Linked DNA regions of Mus musculus: all the other regions are linked to region 1. Evidence: chromatin loops called from intact Hi-C (ENCODE). Cell type or tissue: heart. All regions are shown on one strand.

Region 1 (2,500 bases):
CAGATGTCTGCTGCACGCCAGGCACTGTAATTCTGTGTACGCTTTTGGTATCTTCATCCTTGATATCAGAAGGTGACTGTCTCTCAGCCTTTTTTTCTTCCTTGCCCACACATGGCTTAAAATGAAGGGGACGATGCTTTAATCTGGACAGAGTGACAGGGACCTGATCCTCATTGGTTCCATCGATGTGGCTTTTCAAATGTTCTTTCGGAGGAGTTTCAAATTTTTTCCGACATTGGCTTACCTGTGAGGTCTCTGAAGATTGATCTGACAGACTGCCTGAGTGGCCCTGTAGGTTCTCATGGTCAGATGGCAGGCTGTTGTCTAGAGCAGTCTTGGAGTTACTGCAGATATATTTTTGGATAATCTCTAGAGTCTGTTCGTGTGCTTTTACTGTTTTTCTCTCTACAGAAACAGACTTCTCTTGGGGGCTTCCAGATTGGTTCGACACAGTGTTGGGCCAGGCTTTGTTGTCTTTGTGCTTAAAGCCAGAGAGCCCAGAGCTGCTCTTAGATGCTTCTGAAGGGTCAGGATTTGCCCACAGCTGCGACTTATAGATCCCCTGAGGCAGGCCCCAGCGCTGTAGGATGAGCCTCTTTCGAAGGTGCTGCTCGAACATCTTCTGGAACCCGTCAGCCAGGGGGAAGTCTCTAGGAGGAACGGACCTGGGAGTTTGGAGCTTGGAGGACTTTATGGCCAGGGAGAGCTTTGAAGGAAGGAGGGAAAGTTCTTCCTGAGGTTTTTGGACCACAGAGGGTAAAGCCCACTCCCTCTCCGGGTCTTTCGCCATCATGTTGTACTCTAGGTGGTGGATTTCCGATTGCAATAGAGCTTTTGCCTCCTGGGATCTGCGGAAATACACACCGCAAACCCTAACCTGAGATTGAGAGGACGGTGACGGCCCTGGGAGTGTTTGAAGCTGGGAGTGGGGTGTGGCAAGCTGGATGCTCTGGTACTGAGATTGAGTCAAGGTCTGTGATTGTCTCTCAGGCAAGGGCAGAGGTGAGGGGGGAGCCAGGGCCGGGGAGTCTGTGGTCCTGTTGAACCAGATGCACATGGAAGAGCAGTGAGATGACAGTGTAGTGATACAGCTCATGGACTCGCTGTGGAGATAAGGGAGGCCCCAGAAGTGCTGCATGGGCATGGCCTCTAACTGGCCCCCAGAGCTCTGCACTTGAGCAAGCCCCTGCTGAGGATTGAGCTCGCTGAGTATGACTCTGCTGCCCCCTAGGGGAAAGGAGGCTCCTAGGTTCTGCTCAGCAGTTGGTTCTGCTTCTCCTTCCCTGTCCTTCAGTGTAAGAACGTCAGCCTGGCTTTCCTCTTGTCTCTCAAGTATTTTCAGGACTTTCTGGGGCACTGTGAAATGGGGTGAGGCTTGTCCCCGCCAAAAATCTTCAGAAGAGCAGTGGTTGGGTATCTCTTGGTTAACTAAGCATTTTAACTGGGATGGGGAGGAGCTCTGAGCACCAGGCTGCTGCTGGTAGGACACTGGCAAGGCATCACAAGTTGTTGTTGCATGGAGAAACTGGTCACCATGGCTGCCAGCCAAGGAGAGAATGTCTTCCGGTCTTAAAGGCCCTTCTGTTTGCTGAGCTGCAGGATGTGCCACGGAAGGAGACTTGGGAAGTGGGTGAGGTAGGAGGTGATCCAGTGGGAAACCAGTGCTTGTGAGAGTGGGCTCTGGTGGCAGAGAGTCACCCTGTGGTGTGCCCAAAAGGGTGTCTTCCAAGGGGGTGAACGTGCTAGTTGAGAGAATGGAGGGAGGAGGGGGAGAAGGTGCAACTGAAAAAGATGAGAGCTGATATCCCGAAGGGCTTGGGGAGAGGGAAGAAGAGAGAGTGAATGAGGCCTCAGTCACAGAAGCTGTGGAGGCCATGGAAGCCATACTGGATGCAGAGGCAGAGCAGTCTTCTAGGCTGGCCCATGAGAGCAGTCGCCTGACCTTCACTGTGGCTCCATTGCACACATCACAACGGGGATCCTGACAAAGCGCTTGCCGGAAGTAGAAGGGGTCGTAGAGCTGCCCACAGGGGCTGAAGAACACACAAAGTTCAGATCTGTAGTCAGGACCTGGGTTCCAGTTAGCTTTACCTGTCAACTTGACATAACCTAGGCTTTACCTGAGAGAAGAGACTCTGTGGAGGGATTGCCTAGATAAGACAGGCCTGCGGGAAGGTTGTCTTGGCTGTTTGAAGGCCCGGCCCATCCCTAGGCAGATGGTGCTGCCGTGTTTAAGAAAACTAGTTGACTATGAACCTACCTCCACTTGAGCTAGCAAGCAGTACTCCCCACAGTGCTTGGATGTGAAGTAGGTTGCTCACATCCTTGCTTGGAGGCAATGATGTGTACAGTAGCAGTCAGGTCTGCCTTCAAGTTCCTGCCTTGACTTCCCTCAACAAGTGAGCATGGTCTGGATGTGTAGGCTGAAGGAAACCTTTGTTCCTTAAAGTCCCTTTTGGTTAGGGTGTTTTATCACACCGACAGATTCAAAACTAGGACA
Region 2 (2,500 bases), 100 kb before region 1:
AGTGGCTCCCATTACTAACACCACAGACCTGAGGTCACAAGTTGAAGCTTGTCTGTTTTAAGACAGGGCCTGTTTCCGCAGGCTTATTTTTAGCCATTGGGCGGGCTCACATGATCCTCCTGCTTTAGTCTCTGGAGTAGACTGGTGGTGCTCCGTGCTTACAAACATGTCCACCTCCTTGCCTGGATAAACTAACTTGCATTAATGTGCATGTTTATTTTGAGGAATAATTTGGGTAAATATTAAGTATTGCAGGGTAAGACCTTTGCAAACCTTACCATTGATGCATTTGAAAGGAAGACTTTGTTTGGAGTGTGAGATTTACATCTTCTGCTCATATTTTCAGATTCTCTTACTATCTGACTAATTGACCCTAAAGTAACAATTGTTTTGACAGGCAGAGAAGGTTGATGCAGCGCTTCATACTATGTTGTTGAAACAGGAGCCTCAGAGACAACATCTGGCCTGCTTAGGAACCTGGGTTCTTTACCATAACCTCCGGATTATGATCCAGTATCTGCTCAGTGGCTTTGAGCTGGAGCTGTACAGCATGCATGAGTACTACTACATCTACTGGTGAGCGCTGTTGCCGCTAGCAGTGATGGCGAGAGCAGAGACGTTGTGTGCATCTATAAAGTGTACAGTCGGGGTTGCTGTGTGCATGCAGTCTCTGATCACACACGCTTCCCTTTCACCGTGCTGAGGCACGGTCTCCATGCCAGCTGGACTGCAATCCCCAGGTTACTTTCCTCGTACAGTCTCACTGTAGGAACAGTGGTGTTAGAGATGCGAGGGACTGTATTTGATTTTATAAGGATAGGCTCTGGGGATTGGAGTCCTGTGGTCGGTCTTTCTGACAGGCTCTTTGACCAGCACAGCCATCTCACTGGCCCCTGGAATATTTTTCCTTAGTGCATTTTTACTGTTGTGGCACAGTTGGTAAAATATTTTGAGAATTAGAGCTAGGTCAAAGTATACATCTTTAGTGCTGTAACATTACACAAATATTGCTGTAACATTACACAAATGTCCTTTCTGTTGTTGGAATAATTCTATGGAAAATACTCATAAAAATAAATGGGTTAATTCGACCATCTTTTATTTGCAACTGTGGAGAAGAGAGAGTGCTGTTTGCTGACTTGTGCAGCACTAGTGGGTGCATGGTGCGGGTGCAGTTGGTGGAATGCGCTCTCTTGTGGACACCATGACTGCAGGCTAATCACTGGGAGATGAGCTGCAGCTTCCCCTTCAGTGGAGGGAAAGCTAGGGAGTTCTATGAAGAGGCTGTTTGCGGCTATCTTAGACATGAGAACAGGTAGAAAATACACAGCAAGCAAGTGTTGATCATCACGATGACAATCGTGAATTATCTTCACCTATCAAGGGATCGAGACAATTTTAAACAGTTTCTTCATCAAATGTCAAAATTTGATATGTTACACTTTGGTATTGTTTGCTCTTTAAACTTATAGTTAAATTCATTTAACTTAATCATTGCCCTGAGAGAGGAAAGACTATTGAAGTCCTTAAAAACGAGCAGCTGGTGTTTGGAAGGGCCCTATCAGCCCTTTCCTTCACCGTCTGTCCTCAGAGAATGTGGAAAGTATCACCTGTTATCTCGCTGGGGACCTTTGCACTGAGGGGACAGAGCAACCTTCTGGCTGTATGGTATTCAGTGGGGATTCCTTTGTAGTCTGTAAAGTGATACTACATGTCCTCCTTAAGAGCCGCCAGGTGCCTCTTGATGTTCTGCACTCCTCCATGCAGTGGTGGACCCCTTGTGCCTCCTTCAGGAGCTGTGACGATGCAGCTTCAAAACACAATTCCAAAGGCAACTTTAACTAGTTTCCGTGGGCCGCCGATGGCTCAGCAGGTCAAAGCATTTTCCACACAAGCCTGATGACCTCAGCTCCACCCACAGGAAAGGTGGGAAGAGAGAGCGGGCTGCACAGACCTGTCCTGTAGTCTGCATGTGTGCTCTCTGGACTCATCGCCATCTGTCACCCTCACACAATGTGAAGAAGAAGAATAATACATTTCAATGTAATGTCTTATATGTGCTTTGATATTGTAGCCTACCTGGTATCTTTCAGGGCAGTTTTGGAAATAGGCATCCTAAAATAGGTATAATAAGAGATCATAAACATCTTATAGATCTTTGGTTTTTAATTGTATATGAGTAGTCTTTAATTTACCTTATTCCTGGTTACACTGAAAATAGTGCGTCCCTTCTCCTAGATTTGAACTGCTTTTCTGGTTTAGAGTGCATTGTAAGGTTAAATTCTTTTTTAGCGTTGAACTAGAATATCTTATTTTATATTTTGAATAAATTTAAATAAGCCTAGATGTTTTTAAGCTTTAGAATGATTGTTATATAATACTAATAATTTCTGTACTTTCTAAATCAGTTTGTTTCATTTTTGTTGCAAAGAAAATATTTACTTAATAGATTGGAGTGAATTGTGTCCTGACAGTGAAAAAAAATTAAAGATATTCTAAT
Region 3 (2,500 bases), 97 kb before region 1:
TTTGCATTCTCTTCACCTTTAGACGATGGTCGCTTTTGACATGGATGGCAAAGTGCGCAAGCCCAAGTTTGAGCTTGACAGTGAGCAGGTCCGGTATGAGCACAGGTTTGCACCGTTCAACAGTGTGATGACGCCGCCACCAGTGCACTACCTGCAGTTCAAGGTGAGCTTGCTGCCTGAGGTCATGGTGGTGCCACCCATCCTGCGGGCTGTGGGACTGCTGCTAAAGATGATGATAAGGGGATAATTGAGATTTGGGGTACACGGGTTAAGAACTTTGTGTCACATGGGCACAGATTGAGATGTTTTCAGCATTTGCTTAAGAGTCTGGGGAGCTGGAGAGATGGCTCAGTGGTTAAGATCATTGACTGCTTTTCTGGAGGTCCCGAGTTCAAATCCCAGCAACCACATGGTGGCTCACAACCATCTGTAATGAGATCGGATGCCCTTTTCTGGTGTGTCTGAAGACAGTGACAGTGCACTCATAAAGTATACATGTAAAGTAAATAAATAAATCCTTAATAAAAAAAAAAGAGTCTGTATGGATGGGTAGTCAGAAGGTTTATATTAAACATATTGTGATAAATCATTCCTTCTTTTTAGGAAATGTCTGACCTCAATAAATACAGCCCTCCTCCTCAGTCTCCAGAGCTGTATGTGGCAGCTAGTAAGCACTTTCAGCAGGCAAAAATGATCCTTGAAAATATCCCCAATCCAGACCGTGAGGTAAGTAAGAGTGGGTTCACTGTACGTCCTTGGGGAAAGCATACATCCTGCCACTGGGGGTGTCAGCTATAATGAGTCAACCAGACAGGCTGTCAAATTGCAAGAATTCCAGGTTAACCATTTTAAGTCTCTTCCCTCCACCATAGGGCTTCACTCTTTTGTCCAGGCTGGCCTCTCAGCTCCTGGTAATCCCCTTGCCCTCTGCCTCCCTAGTGTTAGGATTAGGTCATAATCTATAATACCCAGTTTCCATTATACATTTTAAATATGAAAAACTATCCAGTTACTATAGAACATTTTATACTTGACCATTTTGAAGTAAAAGGCTATTGCATTAAAAGACTGATCAACAAGAGCAAACTTTGAAAGCAAACATGGTTTAAGCATTTGATGGTTTGATTATGTGCATTATCCCCAGTGTAACTGAGATACATCTACTCTGTTAGTGAGGAGTTACTCTTGACATGTCTAAGTCACTGAGGGAACTCTTGATGCAACTCTCAGTGCCATGTGATTTAGCATTGTCTGTCAGAACCAAGCAGTGCTGGGCTCAGATGGAGTGTGCTTGCCTGTCACACACAGCACCGCAGATAAACACATGTGCACACACACAACGTAGAAGATGAACGAAGATGAATACTCAGCATAGCAGGTCTTCATTGCAAACAGCACAACTGTAATTTGGTCACCGACAAGGTCAAGGAGATTCAGATAGCAAGGGTTAAAACTGAATGGTACGCTGCCATTTCATTGAAGGTTGGCTGAAAAGACTGGGTATTATATGAACAAGTCACTTCCATTAAAAGAGGATTAATGATAGTACCTTAGGCTCTAAGGGGATGTTGAATGCCTTGGAGAAGAGAGTAGGAAAGAGATAAAAAAATCATATTCTAGTGGGGCGTGATCGCAGAGGCAGAAGGATCTCTCTGAGTTCAGGGCCAACCAGGGCTACATAGTAAGACACTGTCTCAAAAAGAAAAAAAATATATCTTCTGGCTAATAAAAATGGTAGTTACAGAAATTTGAAGGAGGTTCAATAACAGAAGACATTTCCTTCATTTATTCAAAGTCTTTCCAAGCACCTATTATAGCAGAAATAGCTGGTATGGGCTCAGGGCAGGTCGGTAGGAGTCATATTATGTATTGTACAGAGTGTAGAACTCCAACCATTTTAAATAACCCATTTTAGTAAATTCTAGAAGGTGAAGTAGGTCACATAGGCATTCAGGGATGGACCAGGACCCACATGCAGGACAGACCTATCTGTCCCTGGAGTATTTGGACAGCCCCAGGGACTTGGGACTCATGTGGCTGGAGTGGGTAGTGAGGGAGGAGCTGTTGGAGTGTGAGCAGTGGACAGACAGCTCTGACTTGTGACAAAGGACCATTCTGTGCTGCTAAAACTGACCCGTGCAGCAAAGGTGGGAGGAAGCCGGAGCAGTGGTCCAGTGAGCGGTGCAGTGGGTAATCAGCCCTGATGTGGGATGCGGAAGGAGACAGGATGACGTGAAGGGTTTTAGCCTGAGCAGCTGAGTTAATTGATCTATAGGGTCACAGTGTGGCTTCTGACATGTCAAATTATCATCATCATTATTTTTATATTTTGAGATAAGGTCTCATCCTGTAGCTTAGACTGGCCTGGAACTACTACCAGGCTGCCCTCACCCATGGCAGGCAGGTCCCTTGCTCAGCGTCTCAGGTCTGAACTTCTGTCTCCCTTTCCTGTTAGATGTTCAGGTTGCTATCCATCTCCCGTCCATCCTGCCCTTGTTTA

The links. A loop is a pair of places that touch in the nucleus more often than their neighbours do. Peaks named below come from ENCODE experiments on the same cell type or tissue, not always from the same donor. Only the 100,000 strongest peaks of a DNase experiment are listed, where the experiment ranks them.
Region 2: a loop joins it to region 1, with 2.5 times the contacts of the local background. A loop is called at or near these places in 12 of 42 quality-filtered maps.
Region 3: a loop joins it to region 1, with 4 times the contacts of the local background. A loop is called at or near these places in 14 of 42 quality-filtered maps.

What each region holds. Positions count from the first base shown.
Region 1 is chr13:59,727,385-59,729,884 of GRCm38, forward strand. It overlaps Spata31d1d (spermatogenesis associated 31 subfamily D, member 1D), which reads right to left. Exons shown (of 4, transcript NM_177711.3): 4 at 1-2,033. Among named protein-coding and RNA genes, the nearest start is that of Spata31d1d, 3.1 kb to the right of the region's middle. In heart, no CTCF peak of the experiment used is centred here; a DNase peak (open chromatin) is centred at 1,217; H3K27ac peaks cover 1,106 bases.
Region 2 is chr13:59,625,022-59,627,521 of GRCm38, forward strand. It overlaps Naa35 (N(alpha)-acetyltransferase 35, NatC auxiliary subunit), which reads left to right. Exons shown (of 23, transcript NM_030153.2): 17 at 398-576. Among named protein-coding and RNA genes, the nearest start is that of Naa35, 41 kb to the left of the region's middle. In heart, a CTCF peak has its summit at 1,179; a DNase peak (open chromatin) is centred at 90; H3K4me3 peaks cover 363 bases; H3K27ac peaks cover 840 bases.
Region 3 is chr13:59,629,978-59,632,477 of GRCm38, forward strand. It overlaps Naa35 (N(alpha)-acetyltransferase 35, NatC auxiliary subunit), which reads left to right. Exons shown (of 23, transcript NM_030153.2): 20 at 23-163; 21 at 604-726. Among named protein-coding and RNA genes, the nearest start is that of Golm1, 45 kb to the right of the region's middle. In heart, no CTCF peak of the experiment used is centred here; no DNase peak of the experiment used is centred here.